2 separate regions of the Homo sapiens genome follow, and region 1 is linked to region 2. A link is a loop called in an ENCODE intact Hi-C map of the cell type or tissue named here. Cell type or tissue: GM12878. All regions are shown on one strand. Links, peaks and the distances in the headings refer to the core of each region. The heading gives the core; the rest is flanking DNA.

The links. Peaks named below come from ENCODE experiments on the same cell type or tissue, not always from the same donor. Only the 100,000 strongest peaks of a DNase experiment are listed, where the experiment ranks them.
Region 1: a loop joins it to region 2, with 3 times the contacts of the local background. A loop is called at or near these places in 1 of 110 quality-filtered maps.

What each region holds. Positions count from the first base shown.
Region 1 is chr2:164,752,943-164,756,993 of GRCh38, forward strand. All of the region lies in intron 2 of COBLL1 (cordon-bleu WH2 repeat protein like 1), which reads right to left. Among named protein-coding and RNA genes, the nearest start is that of SNORA70F, 67 kb to the left of the region's middle. In GM12878, for the core only: no CTCF peak of the experiment used is centred there; no DNase peak of the experiment used is centred there; H3K27me3 peaks cover 175 bases.
Region 2 is chr2:164,013,786-164,017,836 of GRCh38, forward strand. No RefSeq gene overlaps it. Among named protein-coding and RNA genes, the nearest start is that of FIGN, 280 kb to the left of the region's middle. RefSeq lists enhancers at 1,753-1,802, 1,843-1,992. In GM12878, for the core only: no CTCF peak of the experiment used is centred there; DNase peaks (open chromatin) are centred at 1,746 and 2,066; H3K27ac peaks cover 377 bases.

The sequences.
Region 1 (4,051 bases), core at 839-3,338, 740 kb after region 2:
ATTTTGTTTAGAAACTGGAAATGGAGACAAGATAGTTAGGACTAGGGTCAAGGCAGGGCACAGTGGCTGCACTAATTTACAAGTAGCATTTGGTTGAAAGAGTCACATGGACAGGACGCCCATTCCCAGGGAGTTCTTCCTATGCTGAGAACACTTCTGCTCCTGGTCAGGAAAGGGTCTCCTCTGAGGCTCACAGGAAACAGAAGCCTGGAAAATGGGATCCATTTCCAAGTGCTTTTCTCTCTCTTGGCATTCACACTAGGAAAAAATGATAAAGGGAATGGCAAACCCAAAAGAAAATTTTGAAAAGCTCTTGTTTCAGTCTCCCACACTCAATTATTTTACATTTCAACACCTGGAATACCAAGTCCCTACCACAAGCCATTCATCACTTCAGGCTTTCTGCCCCCATAGCACCTCCACTTAAGTCTGACCAATAATCCATAGTCCCATCAATTACATCCCATGTTTCTGCCACCTTAAATCTCTCTCTCCAAGGTGCACAAACAAAAAAAAAAAATGCAGAGATTTCTATTATCTTAAATACGACTTGCCTGCTTCTTCCAAGTACTCTTTCAAGTACCTTGTCATTACCCGCCTTTCTTTTGCAGCAAAACTTCTAGGACTCTGCTGTCCAATATGGCGGCCATGTAGCTACTGAGCACTTGAAGCATAATTAGTGTGACTGAGGGACTACAGTTTTAGTTTATTTAGTTTTAATTTGAATTTTAAAACTGATACTTGATTCAGTTACTGGAAAATGTTTAAGTATATTTGGGATAAGTTGAGTATGGGAATTTTTTTTTTTTTTTTTTTTAAGACAGAGGCTCACTCCGTCACCCAGGCTGGAAGGCAGTGGTACGATCTCAGCTCACTGCAACCTCAGCCTCTTGGGTTCAAGCAATTCTCGTGCCTCAGCCTCCTGAGTAGCTGGAAGTATAGGCATTCATTACCATGCCCAGCTAATTTTTGTAGAGACAGGGTCGCACCACGTTGGCCAGGCTGGTCATGAACTCCTATCCTCAAATGATCCACTTGCCTCGGCCTCCTAAAGTGCTGAAGTTACAGGTGTGAGCCACCGTGCTGGCCCAGAATCTATTTTTTCAAGTATAAATTTCATGACATCTAAATACAGATCGGGTATTTCCAATGAAAATATAACATCTGAGTTGAGAAGTGCTATAAGTGTAAAATACACACTATATTCCATAGACTTAGTAAAAGGTATTAAATATCTATTGGTAATTATTGTATGCTGACTACATGTTAAAATAATATTTTTATATACTCAGTTTAAGGAAATACATTTACCATGGTGGGCCTTCTCTAAGATGATGTCCAATGACTGCTTCCTTGTGCAGTCTCCTCCCTTTGTACGTGGGCTGGACTTAGTGACTCACTTCCAGTAAATAGAATGCAGCAACAGTGATTGGCTGTCATTTCTGAGATTAGGTTACGAAAAGACCATGGTGTTATTTTAGGTACCCTCCTGCTCTGAGAGAATCCAGCTGCCCTATGGGGAGTCCCATGTGGCAACTGACATCTCAGGCCAATAGTCACAAGAGTGAGCTTGGAAGCAAATCTCTCCCCAGTAAAGACTTGAGCCCCAGCCTACACCTTGACTGCAGTCTCATCACTCAACCAGCAAACTAGAGAATGACAGTTCTACATACACGCTGTACCTGAGTTTCAGTTTCAGGTGATTTGACGTACTCGCTGTTCTAAAGCACTGCTCCTGGCATCACCTACATTTAGAGCACATCGTCTTTGCAATCCAAGAACCTTTCTTGTTTTACACAGAAGTCTATTTTAAATTCTTTTAGGACCTTGTCTATATTTAAAGGAAACATGTAAATCCTTTTGTTCAATAATTAGCTATGATGATCTATCACACCCATCTCTGTGTGACAATGAAGTAGAGCAAATCCAAAGACAAGACACAGGTTTCCGGCTGGGTGCAGTGGCCCACACCTGTAATCTCAGCATTTTCGGAGCCCATGGCAGGAGGATCACTTGAAGCCAAGAGCCTGGATGACATAATAATACTTCATCTCTACCAAACAAATTTAAAAAATAGCCTGGCATGCTGATATGCACCTCTAGTCTCAGCTACTCGGTAGGCTGAGCCGGGAGGATCACTTAAGCCTGGGATGTCAAGGCTGCAGTGAGCCACGATTGTGCCACTGCACTCCAGCCTAGGTGACAAAGCAAGACCCTGTCTGCAATAAATATATGAAAATTTTTTTAAATGTTGTTTTTAAAGACACAGGTTTCCCTCTAGCATGTAGAGTATGGCAGAAAGAGTAAAGACGTAGCCAAGTGACTAGCACAATGCAGGAGTGAAATACCCCAGGGTACCTTGTGCATAGTTTCCAAAGTACATCACCTTATCCACCAGAAAAATTTTTTGAGTCAAAAACCATTAACATAATTTTGCCATTTTTGATTAGTACATTACCTTCTGCATAGTATGTTCAATTAATTCTTAAAGAATGAATCTACTTAAATATAGTTTCATTAGGTTGATTTTTTGTTGTTATACCTCTCTCAAATCTTCCCCTTTTACTACTTTTAAGGAACATAGCAATTATGTAAAGTGGGCCACAGGACACAATAGAACCTCTTTGTATCATTAGACCTTTGAGAATAAGGTTAGCATGAGTAGATGAAGCTTTATTGTAATTTAGTTGTCATATACCCAGAAAGACATAACCTGCTCTGTGTTCTAACTCATGTAATAAAAGGGTCATGTAGGTAATGACAGGATTCTTTAAATTTAATTTAGCTCGCAACTCAAAAGCTGTTATTTCTTAAATGAAATTAGATAGTTCACTTGCTTCTAAATGCCCTTTTAAATTCATGTAAACAAATGGACAGTATTTATCATCCTGCCATACTTTTCATGTATATATAAAAAATCACTATGCTGTGCAAGGGTGGTTCCCAAATACATCTTAGAAGTTGTTCTGCCTCATGCTTAGTTATCATTTCAGACCTTTAATAGACATAGGGCCAGCTTTTGTTCACCTTACTCTAAATACATTCTATACATATAGTACACACATACAAATGTGTGAGTATACATACGTGCGTATAGTGTGTATATGGCAGCATGAGAGAGAGAGAGAGAATGAGGGAGGGAGGGAGGGAGAGAGAGAGAGAGAGCAAGAGTGAGGGAATGTGCTAGTGAGCACCATGAGCACTTATTTTCCTTTGGCTTTCACTAGAGGTCTATTCCAAATTCACTTGCCAAGTAACTTTTCCTGAAGCAACTCTTATTCTCCTATTCTAAGCAGATATGTACTCCAGTAGAAAACATATGACTCCTAAAAATACTTGTGGTGAGGAAAAGTTTAATATTCACTATGATAGCCAGTTACTGAGATGCTAAGTAACATAATTCTCTCTCTCCATTCCCCCTCTACTCATCATCTTCAGGTAATTTCCAGGGAAATTTCTTTAACATTTAGTAATATCCTAATAATATTTTCAATTCCAAAACCCTGGTTTCTATTTTTTGTTTTGCTTATAATATCTAAAATAGTTAAAAAATGGCAAAATATATTTTTATAAAAGTTGATAGAGTAATAGTTTATTCCTAAGCAGCATCTCTAAGTCAATAAACTTATTCTAGTATCTATAAATTTAAAATAAGTGCTTTAGATAATCGTTGTATAACTTGGCCTTCACTGTTTTTGGTGGGGACATGTGGGCGATACGGCAGGGAGAAAACAAAAATATCTAGCTCACTAAATACATACAGTGTAATCTTCCAGTGACAACATTAATGCATTCCAGAAAGGCACAGGGTAATAAAAAAAGATACACACTTGCAAAAAGGAAAAAAAATCTACATACTAATCACCAAGAGTTATTGATAAAAATCAAGATTCAGAGTCAGAGATCGTGGTTTGTGTCTGGGTCTGCACAAATTAGTTATTAGGTCATTTGATCTCACTGGAACTTGAATTGCAAAACTGGAATAACACTTCCTGCCTCTCAAGGTTGCTGAGAGGGTTAAATGGGTAAGGTATATTCATTGTCTAGCACA
Region 2 (4,051 bases), core at 476-2,975:
AGGTGCTCCTGGATCTTTGTACATTCCCTACTGCTATATTCTCACATTCTCTATATGTTCTGTACACACCCCATCAGTAGTTCTAGGAGAACTAATTCAGAAAGTCTACCATTTTGAAATGCTAGAATGAATGTATCCTAAATAGTTCAGCTGGTACTGTACAGTTATTCTATCTGGTACAAATAGGCTTTAGCTAAAGGCACCTAAAATAAATAAATAAATAAAATAATAAAAGAAGAATCAAATCCCTCTGAAATTCTTTCACATGGTCACTGCCTTTAACCTCCCTGCCTCAGTACAAAGTTACTCTGTGTCCTTCACTTCTCTGGTTACGATAGAGCTATTTTCTGAGGAGCGATTCATAACAAAGAATTTTCGTTTGTGAGAGCTGTGCCTAGACTGACGCCATGGGCCTTTCCCCACCCCAAGAGCCTTTTGTTTTGTGCCAAAAGAATTGCTCCATTCATTATCCCCACAGATGCTTGGCCTGAAGGCAGAGAAAGTCAGTAAAAACAACAAGAAGCTGAGTTCTCCACCAGCCTAGGCTATCATTATCTACACAAGAGATGATGAGTTTGTAATGAAGTTGACGAGGCTTATTCAGACACTCGCAGATTGGCAAGAGGATAAAAAGTGTCTTCAATTTTCGTGTTGTCTGATGTTGAAGTTAGCTGTCATCCGGCACTAGATTAGTCACACTTTGAGGCAGGGCTTTGGAGAAGGGGTCAGAACAAAGCTACTGTACTATGGTATTTCACAGTCTGAGGAACAGAAGCATAATAAATGTGCTCTGTAATTTAAATCAAGGCGCTGCTGTGGGAAATCGCTGCCTTTTTCACTGGAGGTATTAGTGCTGGGCACTGTGCTTCTTGACATCGCATAACATATAAGAAGTCTGCACAACTTTGCTCTTATAATTGGAATGAATGCAGTGATTATATTGGATGAGGCTCTTCTGAATTCAGCAAAATAAAGACTCACTCGTCACAGAGGATACATTAGATTATGTGTGTTTTATGCTTTTTTAATTCAATTGAAAAATTGGCTAAACATGAATGAAATTCTAATTGGAAACATTTCACACTTTGGCAATATAGATGGTATTTGATAAGTGTTACTGTTTTCCATTCAGTAGGGAATTCTTAGAGCTGAATAAAAAAATTCTTTAAGTAGGACCACAAATTAACCATTTACCACAATCAAATCGGTGGGGTTATAGAAAAAAAATTCCCCTTAAAATCCTAACAAAGCAAACTTTTGAGGAAGGTAATGTTACACACTTTTGGAGGAAGGGGCAATGCCAAGATTTAAAGATAGCCCTTTAATTTACAAGTTAATTTTAAACATTTATTAAAATTTTTTCCAAGATGTGGAAACAGTGTTTCAATTTTAATTTTAAAATGTCAGAGCTTCAAATAGATGTGACTGATCAAAATACTTTAAAAAAACCGAACGAGAAATGTTCTATAAAATGTTTAAATAGAGCATACTCTTACCTTTCAAATATTTAAAAGCTTGAAATGGAAAGCTTTGTCTAGAGGCACTCAGTATTGGGCGAGCTGAGTGTTTCACATTACTTATTGTTCCGTTCTCAGATATAATTCAGACTTAACTTTGCCTGTGGTCTTCCACTGTAAAATATGAAACTCATGAGCTAGCTCATTGTCTATGAATGTTTCCCACTCCCCCACACTCCGTGTTCCAGTTGGTTGGGTCACAGAAGTGATTTCACTTGCTGGCTCTCAGAGTGTTCAGCCATGTATGCAGGGGTTAGTTTGCCAGCCAATGGTCCATGAAGGATGTGGGTGGAGAGGAGGAAGAGAGAAACAGTTACATTTTTTTGTAATGGGAACTTCTAGATCTAACAACTGTCACTAAAGGCTGCTACCGTTGTTGCTTACTGTTCACTTTCTGATCTATTAAGATCACCTTGACTCAGCAGATCTGTAGCCCAATGGAAGAAAGAAAATAAAGACATTGGCGGAGGCTTTGTTCAAGATCCCTAGTCTTGATGCTGATTATCGATCAGGTGATTAAGGCAGATGAAGAGGTTTTTTGAAAGCCGAAGCCTCTGTTTGTGTCTGTCTAGTGTGCCCCGAAAGGGGTTGGGAAATCAATACCCTCAATCACGGCAGAGAGCATTTCTCTGTCAGTCACATGCACTGAAGTGATTAGAATTGAGTCATAAGGCAATGAATAACTGGCACTGGCTTCCTGCTCCTCTTTTTCACCTCATAGAAAGCCTAATGAACTCTCTAGGTTGAGGGGACAGGCTTACGACTCGTGTAGCACTATTAACATACCATCAGATAACAGCAAACCCCTAGGTTAAAGTCGGAATTAGAGATATTAATTTCAATCTATTGAAAGACTGATGCCAGGGAATGCTTCAACCTACCAGGCAAATATAAAAGGGTAGCTGAGTGGCTAACAGTGCAATCTCTTTTCTCTAATATTAAGACTTAAATACACTTCTATATTTAATAAGATGGTCAGAAAGAACAGGGATAAATAATTTAGCAAATGACTTTACAATAAAATATAACACTCCTCCCACATCTCAAATGTGCTGATAATTCTTCCCAAATTCTCCAAATTGAAATATTTTTAAATGTTAATTTTTTTGTTCACAAACAGGAATAATTTGTTCTATCATTTAAAATAAGCATGCTGTTGTGTTTCTGGGCTCACAGTGGCTTCTGGCAAGTATATGCCCTACTCCTAGCCTTGGGGGAAAAAAGCACCCATACTATTATCCAAAATCTATAAAATGTGGGGTAAAGAATGTCCCATTTCTCAGACTGAAACTGCTGAGGAATACTGGATGTTACAAGTGATCTCTTGAGCAAAACTTCGTGAAACAATGTATATATAATCCATGATAAGAGGCAATCAAACACTAACAACCCTTTACAAAATAGATTTTTGTCTGACAACAGATATGAATGTAGGTTCCAGAGAAAAACAGCACAACATAATTCAAAAAGCAAGGCAAAATCAACAACAAAAACTTAAGTAAATCAGCTGCTGTACTAATTAATCAGCTTATGTAACCTTACTTCTGCATTTTGTTATCCTATTGGCACCTTGAGTTTGCGAGTGGTGCCTGTGAGCTTAGTATCTAGAAGCCCTGCAGTAGTAAAAGTATCCTTCGTATTGCTACTAGCTACTGTTATTTATGTGCCTCTGTGGCAGTCTTTGTTATTTATCAGAGACTTTTTTTTTCCGTGTAATCATGATGTAACTTTCATTTCCAAATCCATTGACCTACCAGGCAGCCTCCACTCTGCCAATTCTCTTGTCAGGAATGCAACGTTCAGGCTGGTCTATGGGCTGCTCCCTCATCCATTCTTCTTGATAGTGCATTTGCCTTAAAGTTGGACTTCCCTGAATTGACTTCAAGGCTCACAACAGGAAGAGTTTAAAAGGACTTATGCAGGTTTTTTTTTCCAGTCTCATACTTTCATAAACTTATATGATTAGAGCGGAATAAAATAAGTGATCTGGTCCAACCAATTGCCTATAATCACAAATCACCTATGTTATCACAAACTGATTATGTTCTGACAAACTGTGAAGAAGCCTTGGGGGAAGAGATTATACACCCCCCTCAGTGATATTTTCCAGTCTTTAGTTGGGAAGCTTTTACATACAAAGAAAAATAATTTTCCTCGTATTTCATTTTCTGCAAAGATAAGGCAATATGGTAGAGGACAAGTAGCACTTGAACTATAGGAACATGACCAAAGTTCTCACTTTGGGAGGCTGAGGCAGGTGGATCACATGAGGTCAGGAGTTCAAGACCAGCCTGGCCAACTTGGTGAAACCCCATCTCTACTAAAAATCCAAAAAAAGTTAGCCAGGCATGGTTGTGGGTGTCTGTAGTCCCAGCTACTCGGGAGGCTGAGACAGGAGAACCACTTGAGCCGAGGAGGTGGAAGTTGCAGGTTGCAGTGAGCCAAGGTCGTGCCATTGCACTCCAGCCTGGGTGACAAGAGTGAAACTCCATCTCAAAAAAGAAAAATTAAAATAAAAGACCAGAGTTCTATAT